Regions from separate parts of the Mus musculus genome. Here all the other regions are linked to region 1. Evidence: chromatin loops called from intact Hi-C (ENCODE). Cell type or tissue: heart. All regions are shown on one strand.

Region 1 (5,000 bases):
AGGATGGGGAAGAAGTGGGAGAAGTAAAGGGAGGGGAAGTAATAAACAGGATATATTGTATGAGAATGTAAAAGAAAGAAAGAAGAAAAAGAAAAGGAAGGGATGAACACATCAGGACAGGAAAACTCAGGACCATGGAAAACTGTGCCCTACCGAGCAGACTCAGCAACGGTGGGAAGAACCAATGAGCAAAACTAGTAAACGCAGTCCCGACTGAGCGGCAGAGAGAGCTGCGATTGAATAGAGCCTTGCGGATTGTGGAATAATGATCACAGGTCTAAAATATGTCGAGGCCCAGTGGAAAGGAAAAAGAATGTAAAGCCAGAAAAAAATGGAGGATGTAATGAATGTAAAACCTCTGCAGATTTTGTAAAAGACATAAACTTGCAGATTCAAGAAGCTTGGCTAAACCTCTAAAACATCCATCTCCACGTGCATCACAACCAACGTCCGGAATTAGAGAGCAGGAAGTCGGAGGCGCATCTGGGAGACCGCAGGAGAGAAGGAGGGCGTTGGCAGTGATGACTGATGTCAGGGAAACAGACTCCAGCAAACGGTGGCACGTGCCTCGGCTCTGAGAGCATGCCACCAGAATCCTACGTACACCAAAGTGTCCGTGAGGATGCTCTTAGGTCAGAGGAGATCAGGAAACCCAAGGACACTTGAGTTAAAGGATATTTAACCAGGCACGGTAGTACATGCCTTTAATCCCAGAGTCTTGTTGTGTAGCTTAGGCTGGCCTGGAACTCACTGTGTAGCCTAGGCTGCCTTGTGGAGACCCGCCCACCCCTGCTTCCCCATTGCTATGTCCCAGCTTCGTTCACATCTGCTGCTCTCCAATTTAAAACTAACAGTTGAAAGCAAAGATTTAAACACTGCTGTGCCTTTCACTGTATATGGAAATAATATTAAAGACAACTCAACATTATTTGATGTTCCTTCTAAAATAGTAAAATATTCATACTAGGAGATACTAATAAGGAATAAAACTATAGAAAGCTATAGTGAAAACACTATAGATAAAGCAAAATAAAATATGAGAAGTTCAGGCAACCCACAGGTAGATAGGAAATGGGAAAAAAAGAGACAAAAGATGAAAAGAAAATAATAAAATAGCAGGCATGCTTTCTTCTGCTATTAATAGTTACAAGGTACATTATATAGTCTAATCAGGGGCTAGAGGAGGATTGTGGAAACGGACTTTAGTTGTTATAATGCAGACTGTGGGGAGCATCTCAAGCATAGCGCTCTCGATAGAGTAAGACGTAGAAGACAGGCCATCCAAGCATGCATTAACAAAAGCGTGCATGGCTCAGATAAGGTGGGTGTTAGAGTAGACTGTTACTAGGGGTAAGAGACCTCTCACAGAGGGGGAAGAGAGACAACCATCGGAAGATCACCAAACGATACCACTTCTAAACACATGGGACGCAGATAACAGAACCCAAGAAAGAACTAGGTGGATTGATGTTTTTCCACAGCCCTCTCCATACTTCATATAACTGGACAGAAAGTCAGCAAGGACCTGGAAAGACTGCCGCAGCGACGGACCCTCCTGACATTTGCAGACTGTTGTGTGAGGTGACAGTGGAGCAGGTGTCTCTTCTCAGGCACACATGGGACATTGCGCAATTTAGGGAGCAGGGCCCCAAAGGGGTCTGCTGAGGCAGCTGACTGCTCCTAGAGAGGAGCTTGCGGTGACTATGGAAGATTACTTTCCAAACATGACCAACTAGATGTCTCTCATATCTGCCATGCTCAGAAACTTCCAGTTAGGGCTGCATCTCTCCTGCTGAGCCTCTTCCAGAGCCTGGCTGTGTATGGAATCAGGGTCTCCACTTCTCTATCACCAAACACCCCTGAAGCTCACCCTCACCCTCGTTGGGACGGTCAGAGTACTGCTGGTCTGTCAGTGGTCACACCTTATTTTTGTAGGACTTGCTCATTGCCATTCCTGCATCTGTTCACATGGGGCTGTTCTTGCCAGCCTGTTGGTCTCTGTGTGCGCATCTTGGGAGCAAAGTGTGCAATCATCTGCCTTCTTTGAGGTGCCGGGGAACAGCAGGAATTTTATTCCACACTTTCCCAATCTCTAGGCTTGTAATAAGCCTGGAACGGTGTCTGGCCATATGATGGAGGTTCCGTAAATATTTGTGGGTTGAAAGTGTGTCCTAAAACATGCTCAGTGGGGGATTTTGAATTGATGAAGCCAGGTTGACTCTCGTGTTAAATGCCAGTCTTCTGGGAACGTTGCGTTATTAGGATGAGTGGAGGGTACTTTCTGCTTGCTTTTGTCCAGATTCCTCTAGCCCTAAGTACAGCCACTCTATTCCCTTCCTCAGACAGGCAAGAGTTACAGAAGGAGGTGCCATGCCACGTGTGGCCAGCAGGTGTCAGAAGAGAAGCATTGCTTATAGGAGGAGGAAGTTGATGCGGACTGAGTGAATAACTCTGGGGACAGAAAGAAACTTCTACACGTCAACACCCAGGCGCTCTGTCACGATGTTCAAAGCAATGGAGTAAAAAACACATTCCCACACTCTCCCCCAAACTCACACTTTTCAGGTTCTTCACACCCTTTCTGTTGAGGCTTCTAGTTTGGCAGTCCTGTACATCATTAGTCTCTTCTTGCTGTCTTCTATCCACTCCAGGAGTTCCCAGTTTCAGATATTGTTTTTGTTTTTGAAGATTCCAGCAGTTACGAACCTCCATCTTTTTCATCCCTTTGGTCCACGAGTTTCACAGTCTTCTTTTTATGATTGAGTGCTGCTGTTAACCACATGGTGGCTCATAACCATCTGTAGTGGGATCTGACGCCCTCTTTTGGTGCGTCAGAAGTCAGCTACAGTGTACTTATGTATAATAATAAATGAATTTTTGGGCTGGAGCGAGCAGGGACAACCAGAGCGAGCAGAGGTCCTAAAAATTCAATTCTCAACAACCACATGAAGGCTCACGACCATCTGTACAGCTATCCGAGGTTCTGTTTAAGGCCCTGTTTTCAATTCTCTGGGTTATAAACTTAGTGGAATTTCTGGGTCATATGTCTGTCGGTTTATCTCATGTTCCTGCATCCCCCATAATTTGGGATGCGTCTTAATGAATCTAACTTTACTCTTTAGCATCTCCCCTGTCCTCTGGAAGCAAATCGCTGACTCGGGCTCTGCTTCAGAGAACTCCCAACCCAGGGTGATGCTGGGGGCAGCTACATCTCAGACACAGGCCTGAGTGAGGTCTGATTGTCCTGTGGAATTTAGGCATTGGTGTCTATTTAATATGCCACCCTTCTCCTGTTTCCTAGTCTGTAATAAGACTTGTTAAAAGCCAAGGGACTTATGCAGAGGGGAAGGGTCCCATCAGAACCCTTTCCAAAGGAAGGGAACATCCAAGTGTTCTCACATCCAGCAGTACTTTTTCCTTAGTAATCTGCCTTCAGGTGGGTCACTAGGCTCTTGCAGTCTCACAGTCTTTCTCTGTCAGAGGGACTAGCTACCTCACTCACAGAAAGCGAAAGGAAGGCTGGTAAGAGGAGAGGGGCTGCAGCCATGGCTTGGGGGTTAAGAGCTCTTGCTTGCTCTTCCAGAGTTTGGTTCCCAGCACCTATATCAGATGGCCCCCAACTTCAGCAGGGAACCACACTTGTGTGAATGAACCCTCCCCACCCTCTGAGAACATATAGAGAGAATTACAAATAATAATTAAAAACCTGAAAAAGAAAGAGAGAAGATCTCGGGGGAGCTTACCAGACCAGAGGAGGAGCAGGCACAGCGTCCCTCCCTGCTCCTCCTGTCTCCCCTCAGACTAAGCTTCCCACCCTGTTCCTCCCGTCTCACCTCAGATTAACCATCCAAGATATCTTCACTCTCTTTTCACACAAAATTATCTATAACTTACTGCTAAGGGACATTGATAAGTAGTCACACTAAGAAACAAGATCAAGTCACAGAATGCATTGATCTTAGGGGCTTCTTATGCTGGGCGTGGCTGTACTGCCCTTGATGGACAACTCTATACTTGCCCCATCTCAGCTTCTAGCAGGCAGCATCCCGTACTTCTCAGACATCTCTGCATTCATGGACTAGAGCTGAAGACACACCTGTTTCTCCATCAGGCTTAGAGCAGGAACCCAGAAACCAAGTTATCAAGGCAGGAGACAAAGTTCAAGGGGCAGGGGCCAGCCTTGACCAAGCACATGCCCAGTGAGATATGCCCGGTGCTGCCCAGAGGCCTCTTTGTCCCCTACTAACCAAGATGGCTCAGAGTCACCAGCTACCAGACAGTCAAAGTGACTTTAAAGGATTTTCTGTCTCTAAAGTGGTAGCTTTCTCAGGTCCCCTGTGGTCCATGTTTAATCCTATTGAAAAGAGACATACTTTGATGGCTGGCTCCAAGGTCATCTCCTGCACTTTCTAGAATGGTGCATTTCATGAGACTCTACACAGCTCATTGGTGCTCTTGCTGGACCTCTGGGGTCTAAGGACATAGCCTCAGGTTTTACAGGTTCCAGACCATTTTAAACATGTATTTGCCTTTTACTGGAAACTTCAAAATTAAAGTAGGAGCCTATTTGTAATTATGTATGCGCTATGAAAAGTTGAGGCATATCACAGGCTCTGTAAGCTTTTCAGTTCAGTGGAGCAGAGATGTAAGAACACAGAGCCTAGCCAGGCAGTGGTGGCGCACGCCTTTAATCCCAGCACTCTGGAGGCAGAGGCAGGTGGATTTCTGAGTTCGAGGCCAGCCTGGTCTACAGAGTGAGTTCCAGGGCAGCCAGGGCTACACAGAGAAACCCTGTCTCAAAAAACAAAAAAACAAAAGGAAACAAAACAAAAAAAGAACACAGAGCCTTTGTTGACAACAGGCAGCACAGGCATGTCTGGCTGACTCCCGTGAACCTGGTGAAGCCATCCCTCGTGTGTTCACACAGCAAAAGCAACTAAGCCAGATCCTGGAGTTCATAATATGTCATAAGCAACAAAAATGAGCCTTCAGCAAATGCT
Region 2 (5,000 bases), 240 kb after region 1:
TCAGACCTGGGAGCACATCAGTTTCTTCCCAGTGAGACTGGCACCATCACCTGCCCCTCATCGCAACCCCTTGTCAGACTCAGTCTCTGCATTGCCCAGGACATCTGCCCCTGGCACTGAGAAACGGGTTATCTGTGACTTTTCACTTTATTTTTTTTTTTAAGATTTCTTTCTTTATTATTTTATGTATGTAAGTACACTGTAGCTGTACAAATGGTTGTGAGCCTTCATGTGGTTGTTGGGAAATGAATTTTTAGGACCTCTGCTTGTTCTGGTCAACTCCGATCACTCTGGCCCAAAGATTTATTATTGTACATAAATATACTGTAGCTGACTTCAGACGTACCAGAAGAGGGCATCAGATCTCATTACGAGTGGCTGTGAGCCACCATGTGGTTGCTGGGATTTGAACTCAGGACCTTCGGAAGAGCAGTCAGTGCTCTTACCTGCTGAGCCATCTCACCAGCTTCAACTTTTCACTTTAAACACTGGTCAGGAGTACCAGTGTTCACATTAAAACCCCTCTGCCTACTGATTGGATAGCTTTGAGCATATCATTCTCTTCTTTGGCCTTAGTTTACCCTATCTTGTCTTGCAGTTAGTAAACCATGGCCATGCCTTACTCTAACACATGCAGGGGCATTTCTCTGTTCACGTGGCTCTGGCCAAACTGGACTCTTGAACACTGTGTGTGACTTGGTCCTGTGCCTCTCATTAAGATAGAGGTAGAATGAAAACTGCAAACTTGCACACACAAGGAAAAGAGGTCAGCGTTGGGCAAGGGTTTCAACCAAGGGCGTGCACCTTTGCCATCAGACTAATATGCCTAGCTCCTGTGGGTAGAAAATGTCCCTGGTGACTCTTGGCTCTGCCATCCACTCTGCTTTGCCACATCTTCAGAGTAGTCTGGCACTGGGCACTCTATGGTGCACCTATGGCTGCAGGTGAGGCCTGCCTATATCCAGGCATGCCCATCTTGGCTGGCTGTTGTCAGTGCCATTGTCTGGAAGGGATGTTGCTCTCAGAGAGAATTGGGAACAAGGAGGCTGGCATGAGTCACTCCAGAGTTCCCTTCCAATCAGACTACATGGACTTTCACAAAGAAACATCCGTTCACAGTTTACTATACCCTCATTTTGGTTTGTTTGGTTTTTTTTGTTTTTTTGTTTGTTTGTTTGTTGATTGGTTGGTCTTGGGACTATCAGGCATCTGAATCCCTGCCTTAGGCTCAGCCTTCCCAGAGGCCATAAGAGACCTGGGAATTAGCCTGCACAGGGGTGGAAGGGTGGAAGGCAGCTTTCCAGCACCACACAGTTCTAACACACAGCCTCCAGGGTCAGGTTGCATTGTGCTGACCCTGATAATGCTTCTTGTCCCTCCTCCCCGGTGTTCGCTACATTACCAGGGGAGCTTTAGTCAGAAATGTAGCAGGTTGGTTTATTTGTCTGTAATTCTTTATTCTTTTCATCTTCGTACTGCACCATAGCCTGCTGGAGATTGTCTCTGTCCTGTACTCTTGAAGCCAAGCTTGGCCACAGGACCAGTGCAGGCTCAAGCTGTAGAGCTCTCTGCTTCTTACACTGCAGCCCCACAGCAGCAGCTTAGCTGCTGGAGGCCCAGCAGCTTGGAGTCAGCATGTGACCTGTCAGCACCCAACCCAGCGTAGAGAATGGGCCCACCTCACCTGGCTTCTCTGTCTCAGTTCCATGTGTCCATCAACTGACTTGCCCATCTCTGTCCTGTCCAGTGGTTATGGGCCACTGGACACCCCTACAGACAGTGTGACTCACATGATACTCTAGGGGCTTTCTTCCATTTATCATTTATTTAGACACCTTCAGCGCTTCTCTTGTGAGGGTGAGTCTGGGATCAGGGATAAGTAAGATTGGCACAGTCTTTGTTATGGGGGAGGCTCTGGGGCTCCTGTTACCAGGGAGAATGTCATCCCATTCCCATTGGCTTTAGGGAAGGCTCTGGAATGGAGACAGTGGGGGTGGGGGGGTTCTTTGCTCTACTGTGGAGGAGGGCTAGCTTGTATTGGACTGGGGAGTCTGGGAAGCTGGGACAATGGGTAAATAGAGAGGCCCCCTGGGGAAAGGGAGGGGTGAGTAGGAGGACTTCTAGAGACTGTACCCCAACATTAAAGAGGGGCAAGAAGGTGAGGGAAGGAGCTCAGGTCAAGTACACAGAAGGTGCTCAGTAAATGAACACAATGAAGTCTTCCAGCTGGCACACACACACACAACCTAAGTGCCCACAGGGCCACTTGGGTCAGAAGGGCATGTGGAGAGGAACTGGTCACCAAACAATGAGCTTAATTGAGGTTAATGGCTCTAGCGCAGTCCTTGATTATTAAATTATTACTATGAACATGAATCATAATTAGAAGGCTGAGAAACTATTTTACATTACAGGAAACCAGGAAGGGGGATTTTGAGATCCAAGGGGAGGAGAAAGGAGATCCAAGGGCATGTCGTCGAGGTCAAGGGGTGTATTGTCAGGGTGGACGTTATCCTCCTGACGGGGTGTCCTGAGGAGAGACATATCCTTGGGGTGGGGATAAGGGGCAAGTTTTCTGGGTGAGAGAGTGTCTTGGGAAGGGGGCATGTTGTCGGAGTAGGAGGATGTCCAGGTGTCAGGGGACTTTATCTTCAAGAGAAAAGTGTCTGCAGGGGTGGGAGTTAGGGGGTTGGGAGCATGTCATGGGGTAAAAGATGTTCTGGGGAAGGAGTGTGGAGTGCGGAGAGGCGTGTCCTCTGGATGGGGGCGTGTCTGCGATGTAGCGGGTGTTTAACGGTGGATGTCGGAGACCTGGGTGCTTGAGTACTGAGAGGAGACAGCTCACGAGGGAGGGCTGCGCCACTGAGGGGCCCTGCGACTGCCCAGGTGAAGACACACTATCGCTTCGCCCACGGCCCCCGCCCGCCCCCTGCCGACACGGCGCAGAACTGCAGCGATTCGTGTCTGCGCTCGGGAGAACTGGGTGAGCAGGACGGGGGTCCCGAGGCTGGAATCCAAACGCCTAAAGTGTAGTCAGGCATGCACGGATCGGACCGTGCAGAGAACACGCCAGAGTCCTGGTACCGCATACCGGTGCGGCCGGACCTGGCTTTGCGCCTGCGTCCCTGGGCACGAGCGCGCGTGGCTGAACGGGGTGTCGGTCTGTGGGGATCCCCACCCTTTGCTCCGCAGCACAGGGGGCTGAGACCGGAGAACCCCAGAAAAGACCAATACGAGTGCAGGGGCGAGGCTGTCACCCCTGCGCTCTCCAGGGGTGCAGGCTGTCCCTCTCCCTCGCGTCGTCCTCCCCCCTCCACTTCTCTATTTATTTCCTTCTCTGTTGCTGAAACATATTGAAGGGGAGAAAAAGGAAACATTAAGATCCGCTGTGAGCCGAGCAGCGGTTTAACGATTTCAAATGAGGCCGGCCTGGGTGAGGCCTGACAATCCCGTCAGGATGGCAGATGACGGCTAAAATTACCCGGAATCAATATTCTCACCGGGTGTCCTGGGCTGATAAGCTCTGCCAAGACAATGTTGACTATTAAAGTCGACAGCTTGAGATATTACACTATTAGTTATGCTATTTTTAATAATCTATAATATTTGGGCGATAATTAATTAATTATACGGGTCAGATAATATCTAGGGCTGGAATGAGGTCTGAAGGACCCATTACAGCGGTAATGAGAAAGGAGAATCTAATCTGGGGCAGGTGCCGTGGTCCTGGTGCTGGGGCCTGAGGCGTGATGTCTCCTGTGCCCAGCCCTGCCACCAGCCTGGGTCCTGGCCAAGCCTGGCCCCACAGAATCGAGGTCAGCAGGCCAGACAATGCCTGTCTCTGCTTCCTGGGGCTCCACGGAGTGAGTGCCCAGAGATCTTGCCTGGTCAGGCGAGGGCCAGGTCCCTGGGTGTCTTCTATGGCCTGAGCTTGCTTCCTGATTTGTTTTTTCTGATGTGAAGGCCTCGACAGGTGTGTTCTCTGATGGAGGGGTCCCAATTCTTTCCTCGCACCCCTTCAGTATCATCGCATCGGGATTAAGTCCTGGCTGAGGCCTCAGCCCACAGCAGCAGTGAGTGAACACCTCTCCTATTTCCCGCTTTCCTCCCAGGAGGCTTTCTTGCTTCTACTGAGTACACCAGGCCCATTCCTGTCTCCAAACCTTTACACTAGATGTGCCTTTTCCCAGAGTCTTCCCTTCTCTTCTCATTCACTCACCATGATGCCTTCAGAGACTACCTGGACTGGCTGGTCTCAGTAACCACTGCCCAGAGGAGCTAGGGGAGGCTGGCCTTGATTCTGTTGTTCCCAGAAGTGTGTGTTTCAGCAAGCACAATTATCTTGCGCTTGTTAAAGTCAGGATGTGAGACCCTGGTCCAGGGCAAGGGTTGGCCACTGCTTGCCTGGGGACAGCAGTGCTGTGAGCAGCAGCTGTCAGGAGCTGGGCTCTCTGTCTTTTCTAGTGAGTACAGCCCTTCACCTGTGGGGTTCTAGGGGAAAGAAGGCCGGAGGTGAGGCCAGGCTGTGACTGTAAGCAATGGCCCTGCCCAGTGGTCTTCTGGGGACCAAGGGAATTTCCTGGGAGACTACAAGCCCCTTTGGGGCCTGTAGCCCTTTCTCACCCCTGCCAGTCCAGCTTTCTGGACTATGCTTGGCCTAGGAAGTGGATGGTGCCCTCCAGGACACACACGGGTGACCAGTCTGTCTGCTTCTTGCCACCCATACTATGATTCCCAAGCATCTGATGGACACTCCCTAAGAAGAAACGTGTTGGTCTAGTTCTAAATACTTGCTGTGGCTACTGGAGAATTTTTGTGTATATATATATGAAATGTGTACACAGACATATGTTATATGTACATAAACTTCAAATTGCAATTGCTGCTTGTTGTAAGGCTCCAGCTTCTACCAGGCTCCTGTGATGGTGGCTACAGGGGTCAATCCTAGCAATCTTACCTTTGTTGGAATTCCTGTGGCCTCCTGCTCAGTTCCTGTCTGT
Region 3 (5,000 bases), 94 kb after region 1:
GGGTCACCAAACTTTTGGGCATGTCTGTGAAGCGGCAAATTGGGTAAGCTGAGGTGGGAAGACCTACCCTGAAGGCAGGTGGTACCATATCATTCACTGTACATTGTTCCTCACTGGCCCGCCTTCTGTTCAGGCCTGATAGACAGTGATGTAACCAACCCACCTGTCGGCATTTCTCTACAGCTCATCAGCCAGGACGGCACAGTACAACCTTGTCTCAAACAAACCAAACAGGAAGCTGGGGAGATGGCTCAGTGGTTAGGAGTACTGGCTGCTCTTTCAGGGGACCCAGATCAATTTTCAGCACCTGCATGGCAGTACAGGACTGTCTTAACTTCTGTTCCAGGGATCCGACACCCTCACACAGACATACATGCAGTCAAATCACCAATGTACATAAAATTAAAATAGATTAATTTTAAAAACAACCAAAAACAGAGGGAAAGAATAAGTACTTAGATTAGTACTCAGAACGTGCCTCAGAAGTACTCAGACTAGTACTCAGAATGTGCCTTAGGTTGCTTCAGCTTGGCTCTTAGGTCACCCAAAAGCCCCTTCAAGCCACTTTGCCAGTGGTCTATAATGGGTGTCCCACAAGATGGAATCCTCAAGACCTCTAGAGCCCCATCCATAAGAAAATCTATAGCTGCAGGTCATAATATGGTCAAGGCTCTGATATCAGAACACAGAGAGAAGGGACCAGGAGCCCTGCAGAGTGAAGGGTGCCATTGGGATTTCCATTGGGCTGGGTTGGGTGACAGATGACGTGGAAATGCCTGGCTTCTTTAACAACTCAGCTGTGTCACGTGATATTTTTCCAGAAGCTGTCTTGTGAGGGGGCATGTGAAAACAGACACTTAAGAGAGGGGGCATGTGAAAACAGACACTTAAGAGAGCAGGTGATGTTTAGAAAGAATATAAATGGGACCCCTTAACCAGTGAGAGGACAATCTTGCACTGCAACGCTGTGCAAGGCTTCTCTGGTCTTTGCTATTTCTGCTGGATCACGGTGTTTGATGTCTGCTATTGAACTGAACCACTTGGTATCCTAACACTGAAGCCTGGAATCACCCCAAGGAACTACTTCTAAACAGATCCACCACACCCTTCCCTTATTAACCTTCTTTCCCCCCTACCTCTGAGGGTCAGTGGGCTAGAAGGGAGATTGAAGAGTTTAAGAACCCCAATTAAAGTAAGTTTTGAAAAAAATCTAAGCCTATATACAGGGCTTTAGAAATGACTGAATTTCTCTATTCACCACAGGTTATGCTAAAGACCAGTAGGAAAGGAAGCCTGGGGCAGCATCCCACAAGACATGTATTACTCTCCATCCTCCCACTAGGAACCAAAAAGCCACCAGGAAGGCCATGTAGAGGAGGGGCTGTTGGCACCTCTGAGCTGATCTTTGGACGATGACAAAGCTGGAGAGCTTGGAGGAAGAGTAGCTGAGAGTCTGGGGGAGTCAGAGCACACTGAGGACTAAGCCCTCACCTCCCTGCCTTCTCTCCTGCTACCTCCATCGCAGCCTGGCTCCCCTTTGAAAAACGCTGGCCAGCTGTCCCAGCATCGAGAAGGAGAGCTGGGCCAATGGTGACTGTATTCCATGACACTCAAGGCCAGGGCTGATCAAAACAACAGCTGGGGGTATCAGGTCCTGCCCAGATCATTCATGGAGAACAGAGTAGTTTAGCAACCGGATGCCCTTTCTGAGGCGGAAGGTCCTTCCGAGATGGTGGTGTCAGAGGGTCATTTCTGGGGTTAGAAAAAGCACCGAGGAATATGAACTCTAATGCCTGGGGCTGGAGAGCTGGAAAATGCTTGCTGTTCTTGCAGAAGACCTGGGTTCCATTGCCAGCACACATATCGAGTTCAGTCCCAGGTGATCCAATGCCCTCTTCTGGTCTCCAGGAGCACTGCAATACACTTGATACATGCATGCAAACAAAACATATAAAGTAAAAATAGGTGGATATGAATAAATAAATAATGGGCTAAGGAGCTGCCTCAGTGGTTAAAAGCACTGGCTGTTCTTCCAGAGGACCCAGGGTCAATTCTCAGCACCCACACGGCAGTTTACAACTCTCTGTAACTCCAGTTCCAGAGGACCCAAAATCATTTTCTGCCTTCCTTGGGCATGAGGGATACATGTGGTGCACAGACATACATACATACATGCAGGCAAAATACCCATACACATAAAACAAAAAAACAAAATAATTGAAAAAAATTTTAAATAATAAATTCTAATGCCTTTGAGTCCAAGAGGGTAGACTGCTTACAGGAACTATCTAAACAAAAGAAGGTTCTTTTTAAAAAAGCTTAAAACTTGTTTATACTCCTCATTTCCAGAAGAGGATACTGTGGCTGGAGAGATGGCTCAGTGGTTAAGAATACTTGCTGCTCTTCCAGAGCCAAGGTGGCTCACAGCTCTGAGAGATCCGACGCATCTGGTCTCCCCAGGCACGTGCATTCATGCACACAAACCTTTATGCAGAAACACACATACACATAATTGAAAACAATTTAATTGTTTTTTAAAAAAGAGGAAGATCCCAATTCCCCTCTCCCAAGCATGGGCTGAATTTATGGCTCATTTTTCAAAGTTATATTTTAAAATGTATAGAGAAGAATCTCTTCTAAGCATTACCTGTCGATAAAAAAGCCAGTGGCCAATGAGCTGAGGCAGGAAATAGGAGGTGGGACGCTGACAGGAAATAGTGGGAGAAAGAATAAAGGGAGATTCCAGAGAGATGCTCCAGGAGACACTAAGGGAGACAAAAAGGGAGAAGCAGGCTGGGACTGGAGGAGAGGTAACTAACCATGTGGAAGACATAGAATAATTTGTATGAGTTAAATAAGTTACGGGCTAGCCAGGGACAAGGCAAAGCTTGTAGCCTAGGCATTTATTGACAAATATTAGACTCAAAAAGAGTTATTTTGGGAGTAGGGGCAGGCAGAGAAAAGAAACATAATTTTTTTTTTTTTTTTTTTTGGAGACAGGGTTTCTCTGTATAGCCCAAGCTGTCCTGGAACTCACTCTGTAGACCAGGCTGGCCTTGAACTCAGAAATCTGCCTGCCTCTGCCTCCCAAATACTGGGATTAAAAGCATGCACCACCACGCCCGGCTTGAATTTTTTTTATTTTTTTAATAAATGCCCTCTAACACTGTCATCATCAAGACAAAAAAAAAAATAGTCTGGAGCAGAAAAGAGGTCTAATTGGATCCAAAGAACCTTCCTCCCCCCTTCCAAAAAAAAAAAAAAAAAAAAAACCAGCAACAGAAACCACGCTGGTGACATTGCCCTAAGCAAAATGACTTTGACTGGGTAAACAGAATTGTTGTTGGGTAAATAAGCCTAAAAGCTTATTACCACATGGAATTATTACCAGAAAAACACGTCTCCTAAAGCAGGCTCCTGTCTACCAAAACCACCCTTAACCCTCAAAGAAGCATCACTTAGCCTTCCCCAAAAATCAACTACCTTCAGGCAAGAGCACCTAACTCCCAGTCAACCCTGGCAGCCTGCATCAGCTCAGACCCGCTCCCACCCCCACCCCCACCCCCACCCCTGGTCCTGATGACTGACCTATGAGTTATGCTTGCTTTTCCACCGTTTTGCTGTCTCTGCCCCAGAGTTAGTCTGGGTAGTTTCATCCCCAGTAAACCTTTCTACCCACAGAGCAGTCTGTTAGGTAGCTTTGAAAGGACAATGCAAACCCCATTTGTCCCCATTTAAGGACCCCATTTGTCTCCATTTTGAGAACCAGACCTGCTTTCAAAAAAGACCGTAAGGCACTAGCTTCAGGAATAGGCCATAAAATCCAGAACAAGATCATAAAACCCTCTCCCAAAGAACAGCCTGAGGATAACCACAAAATGGGGAAATATCTTATCTCAGGATGGGCCGTCTGCGCCGGACAGCTGTATTTCATCACATGGTTGAATGCTCATAACATAGGAATGTAGACCACTGATCACCTGTGACACCCCCCCCCCCAGCATCCACCAATGAAATTTTAGATTACATAATCCTTCTACAGAATTCCCCCAGTTCCCTATAAGAAGACCTTCGTGCCTATATCTGGGGTCGCCATTTCAAAAAATGGTTGACCCCCACATGCTGGTTTCTGCAAAATAAACCCTCTTTGGTTTTGCATAGTATCTGAGTCTGGGGTCTTATTTCAGCGATTTTCAGACCCTTAAAGTTTCTCTATGCCATCCTTTATATTTGGTGCCTGAAATCCGAGAGGAACACTGGATTCCCCAAAGGCCTGGCCCCTTCTAATGAAATGGAACTGTAGCTTTTTGACCCTTCTGGGCACCAGTAACCTGCTCCTTCTGGCATCTGCCACCCAGCATATTTGATTCTAAGTTTTAGAGTCTGCTTCTTGAGCAGTTTCATCTTTAACCATCTGTCTCTCCTCGGCTTACTTCTCTCTTCTTCAGGTCTCTCTTCACTTACTCTGGTAAGTGCTATCTCACAGCTATCTGTTCAGTCTCTCTCTCATTGGCCACTGGAACCTGTCTCTGTGTCCTGACCCTCTCACTGCTTAAAAGCCTCCAAAGCAGCTTCCCTATGCCCTCTTGTGTGCCCCTCCACTGATCCAGGCATCACTCTGACAAGTCTCTTTCCCTTTGGGGACACCCTCAGGTTGAGACCCCATCACTATGACACTTACCTTTCCTGCGTCTCCATCCCTACACTATTGGAATCCTACTTCGCTCACAGTACACAAGGCCCCTCTTCTAAGTCTCTCCCATCTCCTCCTTGTTCTCCTGGAAATTCCCCGCATCTCCCTTCCTGCCTCCTCTATCACTTGTTCCTGGGGTTTGATTTGTCTCTAACCATGGGCGCGTCCCATTCAGAATTAGACTTGGGACTCCTCACTTGCCCTCTCCAATCTCTTTCCCTCCTCAGACTCAGAGATTCCATTAAGGCACACTATCTTACTGCTAACAGCTTGGCCTCAGCACAAACTAGATGTCTCCATGGCCAGA
Region 4 (5,000 bases), 170 kb after region 1:
CTTGTTTAGTTTCCTCATAGTCTCAAGACCAATTCTTACTTGCTTTGAGTGAAAGGCAGTGGACCTTCAGAGATCCTGCCCACCCTCTATATAAAGGCCCTATTATTTAATGCTAGCCTTAAAGTGACTTTCGAGTTTGGCAAAGCATCTGGAAGAACAGCAAAAGCAGCTTTTAAAGACATTAAAGGTTGTGTCAGTGGGAAAAGGATTAGGCCTGAGAACAAATAGGGTATTGAAAGAAAATCTCAGTGCCATGGGCAAACTACCTCATGAACTGTTGGCCTGGATGCCAGTGAAGCCCCCACATACAGGCCTTTGCCTTTGTTGTTTTGTTGTTGAAATAGCCTCCCTCTGCACTCCCTATTCCCCAATAGCTTTAGCAGTCCTGGAACTCACTATGTAGACCAGGCTGGACTTTAATTTTAAAGGATCCATCTGCCCCTGCCTCCTGGGTATGAGAATTAAAAGGCAGGTGCCACCATATCTGTCTTTGACTAGTAACTCTTCCTATTAGACTTAAGTCTGTTATCTGCTACTTGTTTCTGATTTGTCTCATCTGCTCTTTGTTCCCTTTTCTGTTTTCACCTGTATCCATTTTGTTTATTTTAAATTAGTCTCATGGGGAAGGCGGTGAGACAGAGTTTCTCTATGTTGCTCTGACTGTCCAGAACTCATTCTGTAGACCAGGCTGGCCTCAAACTCACAGAGATCTACCTGCCTCTGCCTCCTGAATGCTGGGATCAAAGGCATGTGCCACCACACCTGGCCTGTCTTTGCAATCTTAGGAGTGATGACCCACTTTTCTGCAGGATCAAATCTAGGGCCTCACACAAGCTGTGTAAATGCTGTCAGTAAGCCATTCTCTGCCCTGTTGCATCTAATTAATTTTTTTACTTTAGGGGTTCTGTTGATGATAGTGGTATGTTCTGAGAAATGGGTCATTAGGCAGTTACATCGTTATGTGACCATAGTATGTACTTAAACATCTGCTATATCATTAGGTGTCGAATTTGGTTTGACATCAACTGAAATGACATCATATACTATGTGACTGTTTATCACAATATACCTTCAAGTAGTATACCGATTTATGTAAGAATACAACTCTTGGAACATATATTACCATTTCCTCCCTCCATATCACTTGAGTAGCTGTTGTCATAATTTTTTCCTCAATATTGAACTTCAAAATCTATTGAACTGTGGCTTATAAAAGAGATTTGCAATCCTTTCATCAGCTTTATTGTTTACAGTTCTTGAGTTGCTCAGAGTCTGGATCTGCTCTCGTTTCCTTCCCAGGACTCCCTGAGAAGTGCTGGCAGGCCACTTCTTGCTCCTGTCTGCAGCAAGCTCAACTTTTGACGGACCCCCCCCACCCCCCCCCGCCCCGCCGCACATATGTACAAGCCTGGCTTGACACAACCTTTTCTTGTACTTCTTTAAAAGACATTTTCCAACTCCTGAGATCACACAGCTGCTAAGCCTGGCAACTTCCGTTTGAGTAGTGGAACCCACATGGTGGAGAGAACCACCTCTCAGAAATTGTCCTGATCATACTAGGGAGGGTCCCACCTTCTAACCCCCCAATAAAAAAAAATGTAATAATATCTTAAAGACATTTCATTCTCTTTAAATTTTGGGGGTGGGATGGGTGGGGGCAATCTGTGCATGTAAAATGAGAAACTACAGTCCACGATCAATCTCACGAGTGTATGAGGACTGGGACCTGCCAAGAGGTGGTGGGAAGAGCTCAGATTCCAAACATCACAAGTTGAGTTGCCAGATCCTCACATATTGAACACAACACAAATGAACGGGGGAGGGGGGGGGAGGGGACGGACGTGTCGGGGGAGTCCAGTTGACTTTGTTCACTGACCCGGATTCAGGGAAGGGTAGGTAAGTGGGTGGGACAGTAGGCACACCATGCTTTTAACAGTCTAGTCCAGAAGCTCAAGACCGTCCTGCAGGACACACAAACTGGCTGAATGCCCGCTCTATGGGTGCAGACCCGAACCCCAAACCGGATACACAGGGAGACCGGTGTATGCTTCTCCTTTGCTAAGCGAAGCAGGAGCTGACAGCGGAAAGGCAGAGCGAGTTGTGAGCCGGCTAAGGCGGCAGTATCCGGGGTCTGTGCGTTCAAGAGTTGGGCTGAAGCAGCGTGAGGTTGGTAGAGGCCAGAGTCCTGAACACTGTGAAGCTGTAGGAAGGGAGCAAGCAGCTCTAGCCGAGAGCTGACATATCTTCTACAATCATCTACGTTGAGACTGAACTGACATTTTAAAACATCCAATCAGTGCAACCACCACTACCCCAGGGCAGCCTTGCAACGGTGCCTCCCACCATAGCCTGTCCTGGGGTGGACAACTGACCCGGTCAGGGAGGCGGGCCGACCCTTCCCAACCGGACTTGCGCCCAGATTCCCTTCTGAGCTTTCTTAGCAGATATACAGAGGCTGTACATAGGCCGCGAGCCTCCTGGTGGCCAGAGAACTGATCCCCAGATCAAAACTTCTTTCTGCACCTCAGTCTCATACTCCTGACCCAAAGCCACCGCCCCTTTAAGAACTTGCCGGGCCCTCCCGCCTCCTTTTTCTCGCGCTTAGTTCTTCTCGATCTGCCCCGCCCCCTGGAGGAGCGTTGCGTCACCGCGTTGCCGCGTCCTCGCGCCTGCGCTGTGGAGCCGCTCCAGGCAAATGACGGAGACGGGTGGCTGCCTCATCTGAAAGGGACTGGACCAGAGCGGGCGCGTCGCGGTGACTTCCGCTCCTGCGCCGCGGGTCTTCGCGAGTGTGTGCCCGCTGCTCTCTGGGGCCTGTAACAGAGAGAGCTCTGTCTACACCGGAAGGGGTGGGCGAAACAAGCTGCTGCATCCTGCGGGCCGTGTCACCGGGGCTGAGGGACGCTGGTACTACGTCTCCTGAGGCAGCGAGTGCGGCGGACTGAGGGTCGTGGCTGGTCAGATTCTCGGCCCGCAGGGTCGGATCAGTCGCCCCCGCAGTTGTCCAGAGACTGTCGCTTGCAGAGAGCGAGTTTCTTGTGCGGCCAGTTTGCTTAAAATTTAGTGACATTTCCCCTTAGCCCGCGGTAACGTCACCCACACAGCTGACCGAAGACTGCCGGAGTTAGTCTCATCTTTAAAACCTTAGCTAATTATCACCGAAGGGCTTGATGGCCTTCCGTGGGAATGTGGTGGCTAGCCTTCTTCGCCTGGGAGACAACCTACAGAGACACCCTAGGGCCTTTGCCGTAATCCCCAGTATTTGGAGTCCCCCATAAACTTAAAACTAAGACCGTGAAGTATTTATTGTATGTTAACTCAGCATCTCCGCGTCCCTTGTTTCTAGATATGGATCAGAAACTTTCACAGTTGATAGAGGAGCTCACAACTTCAGGAGAATCCCAACTCAATGCTCAGAAAATGAAGGAACTGAAGAAAATTTGCAAGTATGTATTGAGGCTAAATGTGCCAATGTCCCCTGAGCACCCACACCGTGGAGATTGTGGACCCTCTGCCCTCTTGTACACCTCTGCCACCTCCTGCATTCACTACCTAGGAAGGAATTATCTGATCACCAGGGCATGGTGGCATTTGCCTGTTGTGAGGTAGAGTTGGGAGTAGCATGAGTTCCCCGCAGCTTGGGCTACATAGTAAGGCCTTGTCTCAGGAACCACTAAAGGATTTCTGGGGCTGTAATCCTGGTGTACCTGGGTCCAGAATGTCGCGCAAACTCTGAACTTGGTGCCTCTGACGATTTCTGTAAGGTATAAAGCTATCACACTATGTCAGTAAAAGTAGATCCTCTTCTTTTCCGTTGGAGTAAAGAGTTCATGATTGGGTCAGTGGCTCTGGCCTCCCCACCCCCGCCCCACCCCCAGGGATGCTCAGGAGCCCCAAGCATGCTGTCCCCAAGCAAACTGTACCACTGAGCTACCTATTATTATCATCATCATCATCATTATTATTATTATTATTATTATTATTATTATTTCTCCTTCTCCTCCTCCTCTCCCTCCTCCTCCTCCTCCTCCTCCTCCTCCTCCTCCTCCTCCTTCTTCTTCTTCTTCTTCTCTCTCTCTCTCTCTCTCTCTCTCTCTCTCTCTCTCTGACAGATTCTCATGTAGCCCAGGTTAACCTCTTTACTATGTAGCTAAGGCTGGCTGTGAATTTCTGATCTTCCTGCTTCCACTTAAGTGTTCCTTTGGGGTCATAGGCATGTACCATCATAGAACCCAATATTTTTTTAAAAGATTCATTTATTTTTATACATAAGTACACTGTAGTTGTCTTCAGACACCAGAAGAGGACGTCAGATCTTATAACAGATGGTTGTGATCCGCCATGTGGTGGCAGAGATTTGAACTCAGAACCTCAGAAGAGTGGTCAGTGTTCTTACCCGCTGAGCCATCTCTCCAGCCCGGACCCAATCTTTAAAGTAGTCGTTCTCATCCTTATTAATCCCTCGGAAGGAAGCACTGTGATGCTCCCTGCCTTGCTACTCAAGGCAGTCTTATTTGGTTAAGAAGCAAAATTCCTTCATTGCCTTGGTCACTAATGAGCCTTTGTTTATAAAATGAGAGAACTTAAATGATTCTTTCTGAAGTGGTAGAGTATTCACATTGCAATAATTCTGGGCCTGGTTTAGCTGTACACCCCAGAAAAACCTCCAAGTGTGATTTACATAGGGTATGGAAATGGGAATAGAGGAGCAACCCAGAGGACTTTGAGAACCTTTTGCTCCATTTCCTGTAGAGGATTCTGGTCTATGCACTCAGTCCTGTCTGGCTGACACTGGGGCTCAGAGGGCACCTCTAGAGGGGTTCTAGGCTTTCATGTATCAGAACAAAGATTGTGTAGTAGCAACTAAAGCAAGAAAGTTTCTTAAGAGTGAGGATCCTTCCAAGGGAGAAAGCTGGCTCAAGCAGGGAAAAGTTTAACAGCTCGGATGTCTCTGCTATACAAAGAGTTGGGCTTATTATATCTTATTGTGAGCATTTGCT
Region 5 (5,000 bases), 67 kb after region 1:
GACCCAACCCTCAAGATGGGATGTGCAAGGTCACAGGCTCAGCATTTGCATCCCCCCCTTCCTTGATCTCTAAGGACCACATCGCTATCACCAGGCAACAGAGGTGGACAAATGCAACAATCCAATCATTCTCCAACTTGGACTTGCAAAGTGACTTTTCTCACATAAAAGTGTTACTTCTTGTAGCAGGTAATGGACTTACTGCTATTTTAAAAGTGTTGGTAAACATCTACTTTTCTCGTTCCCTGGCTTGAACACCATATTGTAAGAATCACCAGTGAGCAATGCCCATGTCAACAAATCCTCTAAGGCTATAAAGCAAGCCCTCAAAGGACAGTCTGAGCCTATTTATTCCCTAGGAAGTGGCCTATACCTCATCAAGGACCTGCCCAGCCTGGCAGACTGATAGAAACTCCATTCTCTCACCCTGTAGACAACTCCTCATGGAGGACCAACGGATACAGATGTGGTTAGGCTGGGTCTAAGCCTATTATCTTCATCTAAAAATGGGTATGATACCCAAAGATTCACGTGAAAGGACAAAAGACCAAGCCCTCTAAAACACAGTGGGCTTATAGTGCCTCTTCATTCACAGAGCTGCTGCAGTGCTAGGGTCCCAAACAAACCCACCTAGGAGGCAGACAAGTCTAGTAACTAGACCGTGCTATACAGGAACACTAATCCAGGGCTGGGCTTCACTGAAGACATAAAAGACAAAAAAACCTTACTGAGCTGTGCTCAGGATCTCTGGTCTCAACTGGGGCTTGCACAGCCTCAAAACTGACTCTCGAGCTCCTTCAGGTAAGACCTGCCCTCAGCACCCACCTCCATACCCTCAGGACACTTTTCTTACAGAAACCAACCCCTAGCACAGTAGCTGGATGACTGCTGACCAAGGCAGCCTGCAAACACCAAGCACATTCCTCAGGCATCCCACAGTCATCAGCCACAGGTCAGTCTGCCTAACTTTGCAACCCAAGTCCCTCCTGTAGTTCCTTTGCAGAGATGGCTTCACTTGGCAACCCCTACCAACCTGACATTGCTTAATTGGGGCGGGGTTTCCACGACCATGAATTCGCCTGTCCAAAGCTTTTTGTCTTCAGAATCCCCAGGCCGAACCGCGTTCTGTCACGGAGCCTCATCCCACGTCTTATTGTCTCCAACCAAAGCTCTCAGGCTTCTGCTCCACAGCAGCCACTGAAGCCTGCGTCGGGTTCAAAGTCTTACTAAAAATCAAACACAAGAGACAAGTTAAAACGCCATCAAAGGCCAGCTAAAACTCAGACTCCAGGACGCTTCATGAGAGCGAAACTTTTTGCTATATCCTTAGCCCTGTCCAGCTGCAGCAGCCGGAAGACCAACCTGGACAGCAAGGCACTCACTCACTCACTCAGAGTTTGTGATTCTAGGTTAGGGCAAGCCCTCGAGTCATCTATGTGAACCGAGGAACGGCTCTGTGGTTGGCTACCCCTCCAGACTTCTTCAAGTGTTCTCAAACACTTGTGTTCTCAGGCAACTGACACTGAATACAGGAACATGCAATTGCAGAATGGGGCCTACCAGCTGGTCCTGGGAGTTTCTTCTCCTCTATACTTACATTTCCTGACATCTAAGTCTGTCCCAACCATGTTCCAGCATGGATCTTTTAATGAGACTTTCAGGAAAGCTTGCTAGATGCTGGCTTTCCAACAGCCTAGCCTACTTCCTTCCCAGTCCCTTCGAAGCATCCCGACATCGCTAACAGTCGCCTAGTTCTCCTGAAAGTGCTGCCTAGTCATGTTCAAAGTGTGGCCGTGACCCCCCACACACTTTGGTAGGGCCTGTAGCCCAGAAACCTAGGATATTAGAGGTAAGCACAAAAGCCCAATCCCCAAAGTGTGTCACTGAGCACCCAAAGCCCTGGTCTCTGTTCCTAACATTTGGACCCACACAAGGGCCAACCCCTCAGTTTAGCTGGACATCGGGATACTAGGATGCTAAGATGGAGCCTGGCCTGCCACCCTTCAGCATCACCAAAAGACAAGACCACTTGTCAGTCAATGCTCTGGAAACTCATCCAGAAAGGCCACAAATGGCCACAATCCAAGTTAGGTTGTGGCCAAGGAACCCAGCACCCAATGTATTTGGGGAATATCTCTTTCCAGAATACTCACAAACTTTCTCACAAGCTGTCTCTGTGAATTCCCAGCACACATACCCAGTGCTAGCTTCCAAGATATGCCCAGCCTTGATGAACACTACAGACAATGGACAGCCAGTCAGTAAAGCAGCAACAACGCCCTAGAGTCACAGCCTGCCCGTGCCAGGCACCTGCCACAGGCCCAACCCTCCTCTTAGTAGGTGCCATGCCGAACGTTCCCAGCAGAGGGCACTAAAGAGCCAGTGCAGAAGAACAGACCTAAAGTCAGGATGCTGGAAGCTCTGACAAGACTCGTGGCAAGGAATATTTGTTCCTTGCATGGGGCACTGTCATCTGCAATATCAAAAACAACAGCTATCTGGGCTGTGGGGGCTCTGGGAACCTGTCTCAAGCAACCAACCAATCAACCAACCAACCAACCAAAAACTTCCTTCTGGGAACGGCCAGCACTTTTCAACCAAGATCAATCTCTCCTTCAGCCACTCCCATCCTCCTTAAAGGCCCTCTGGGAAAGAATTCCTCAGCAACTGGGGGAGGGAGGTGTCTCTCCTACCTCTAAGCACAGATCCCTCTGGATTACAAGACCAGCTCTAATCCCAAGTAGCGCTCTCTAGTTACAAAAACTGTCCTGTAGCCTGGTCCCTGCCCACATCTGGAGGTCAGAGGACAAAACCTAGAACTCAGATCAGGTGGAGGCCAAATCTGTAAGTGCCTGCTACCTGGTAAGAATGGAGCTGAAAAGTAAGGACAACAGGAGGCAAAGCGATGCTACATGAACCTCCAGGGCAGGCACTGCCCAAGGAACAGGTAAAGTAGAGCAGGACAGTGAGGTGGCACTGAGGGAAGGTGTCTGTGAGAAACCAGAGTGTTCCACAGCCAGCTGTGACTTATACCACACGTCAGGGAAGACACAGAATAAAAACACAATAAAGGGCGTGGATTTGCCACATTTCCAATCATGCTGGCTACTTTGTGTCTATGTGTAGCAGTTTGCCTGTGTGTGTTACAACAAATACTGCCAGTCTTGACATCCTAGAACACCTGCCTGTTCCAAAGCCAGTTGGGAAAACTATTTTCACTGGAAGAACACGACTTTCCAGCTTATTGGAGACTACTTCCCTTCCTGCCTTTCTTAACAGGACAACCTTCCAATGCTGTAGAGAGCCCTGGCCTTGTAAAGGACACAGAGGTCATGGGATTTACAGAAAGCTTCACTGCAGACTTATCTCCAGACGGAGCAGCCCTATGTATTTCTACTGGAGACAGTAGCAGGAAGAGCACCACAGCCACTCAAAACAAGGGATAGCAATGTGGGGGAGGGGTGCAGATCTTTCTGAGTCCTCACTTCCATGCTCCCAGTGAGGTACAAACCCTTGCAGCCCTGGCCCGTACATCATAATCCCAACCCTACTGAATTTTCCTTTGACCCACCCAAGCCAATGTAGCCCTGTCCCAAAATCTCCAAGCTCCGACTCTGTCTTTATAACACAGGTCTGATGCTGACTGGGGACATACAAAGACCTGGGACTTCACAGAAGCCAAGTCAGGGAAATCTGACAAGAGGCCACACAGAAAGTTTCAACTTTATAGAAAATGAGCGTGTCTTCTAAAGCTACCACCCAACACAGTAACAGTTTGGGCTCTGAGAAAGATAGTACATGTTTGTGAGCATGGCCCTCAGCCCCAGAGGGACAAGGACGCTGCAGCTGCTGCAGGACTGCTGAAAGACACGGTAGGCTGAACCCGTCTACCCCACAGAACCCAGAGTCACTGCTAACAGTGAGTGTGACGATGCAGAATGCAGGCACTGGTGCTGACAGACTTTCAGGTGCCATGGGTTAACTACAAAACCAAGTCCACATAAGCCGCTGCCTCTCTTGTGAAGAAGTTTACATCCCGGGGCTTGAAGGCAGGCCCCCTGCCCAGCACCAAGCAAGCCAAATCCTTTCCTGACACTAGAAGAATGAAAGCTAGTGTAAAGGTGCTGCCATGCAGTACAGACCTCAGGACATGTCTGCTTTCCATACCATGCCGGGAGGCCACACAGCTAGTAGGTCTCATGGACAGGGGGTCCTCAGCAGTACCCAGATCTAAGGATCAATGTCCACACAAGTTTCTTGCCAGGTTACCCTGTGGGCACTCACCAATGAAGTACAAAAGGCAGGTAGGAAATAGTGAGCTGCTGGAAGGACAGGAGTCTGTCCCACCTAGAACCCTGAAGGGGACACTAGACCTCTCTGAGCATGAGACTCATCTGGAAAAGGGCGAAACACAAGCTGAAACCTGCTACAGGTCCACAGGTGACAGAAGATAGAATAGCCAGAGAAGGACAGTGTATCACTGAGGTCCCACCAGGATTCCACAGGCCCCAGCCCACACTATGTACAACTAACATGGCACAGTGCCCTCAGACATCTGTGGAAGCCAGGCTGACACATACAGCAGGGCCATGCAGAGAAAGAGCAGCCTCAAACCACAGCTGCCACCCTAAATAGTAACAAGACAAGCAAACTCATAGAGTTCCGGAGAACAGTATGACCCCACACTACACCACAACGCTGTCCCTGAACTTGGCACATCCCACAGCTGTCACCCCATGTTGCAGATGAAACAGAGAGAACACACATATGAGCCCAGCCCATATTCACATCCTGCTATCATTCTTCCAGAGATCATGCTCCCCCGGGGTCTCAAAGATGTTAGTCCAACTCTATAATGGAGCCCCGATGTCCTGCATGCCAATCACACTGGGGTAAGCATCCTGTGTATCCCTGTTTATATTGGACACGTGCTCTGAATCTGGAAGTGACAAAGCAAAACACAGTAAGGGAACATACTACCCGGGGAATAAAACTGCTAG

What was found. A loop is a pair of places that touch in the nucleus more often than their neighbours do. Peaks named below come from ENCODE experiments on the same cell type or tissue, not always from the same donor. Only the 100,000 strongest peaks of a DNase experiment are listed, where the experiment ranks them.
Region 2: it touches region 1 in a loop (6-fold over the local background); 2 of 42 quality-filtered maps call a loop at or near these places.
Region 3: a loop joins it to region 1, with 9 times the contacts of the local background. A loop is called at or near these places in 8 of 42 quality-filtered maps.
Region 4: it touches region 1 in a loop (5-fold over the local background); 18 of 42 quality-filtered maps call a loop at or near these places.
Region 5: it touches region 1 in a loop (5-fold over the local background); 14 of 42 quality-filtered maps call a loop at or near these places.

Annotation. Positions count from the first base shown.
Region 1 is chr5:33,201,377-33,206,376 of GRCm38, forward strand. No RefSeq gene overlaps it. Among named protein-coding and RNA genes, the nearest start is that of Spon2, 14 kb to the right of the region's middle. In heart, a CTCF peak has its summit at 2,385 (motif pointing right); a DNase peak (open chromatin) is centred at 2,375; H3K4me3 peaks cover 386 bases; H3K27ac peaks cover 314 bases.
Region 2 is chr5:33,440,170-33,445,169 of GRCm38, forward strand. No RefSeq gene overlaps it. Among named protein-coding and RNA genes, the nearest start is that of Nkx1-1, 8.6 kb to the left of the region's middle. In heart, a CTCF peak has its summit at 2,935; a DNase peak (open chromatin) is centred at 2,807; H3K4me3 peaks cover 632 bases; H3K27me3 peaks cover 4,836 bases.
Region 3 is chr5:33,295,495-33,300,494 of GRCm38, forward strand. It overlaps Gm20465 (a long non-coding RNA gene), which reads right to left. Exons shown (of 3, transcript XR_001785039.1): 2 at 2,648-2,765; 3 at 2,284-2,484. It overlaps LOC115486406 (a long non-coding RNA gene), which reads right to left and starts at 1,979. Exons shown (of 4, transcript XR_001785037.1): 1 at 1,492-1,979; 2 at 164-307. In heart, a CTCF peak has its summit at 1,898 (motif pointing left); no DNase peak of the experiment used is centred here.
Region 4 is chr5:33,375,880-33,380,879 of GRCm38, forward strand. Uvssa (UV stimulated scaffold protein A) reads left to right here and starts at 2,817. Exons shown (of 14, transcript NM_001081101.2): 1 at 2,817-3,123; 2 at 3,347-3,446. The coding sequence starts at 3,349. In heart, a CTCF peak has its summit at 2,489 (motif pointing left); a DNase peak (open chromatin) is centred at 2,702; H3K4me3 peaks cover 2,588 bases; H3K27ac peaks cover 2,636 bases.
Region 5 is chr5:33,268,409-33,273,408 of GRCm38, forward strand. Ctbp1 (C-terminal binding protein 1) reads right to left here. Exons shown (of 10, transcript NM_001198861.1): 2 at 1,034-1,226. The coding sequence starts at 1,040. Among named protein-coding and RNA genes, the nearest start is that of Ctbp1, 4.1 kb to the right of the region's middle. In heart, no CTCF peak of the experiment used is centred here; a DNase peak (open chromatin) is centred at 2,363; H3K4me3 peaks cover 1,670 bases; H3K27ac peaks cover 2,626 bases.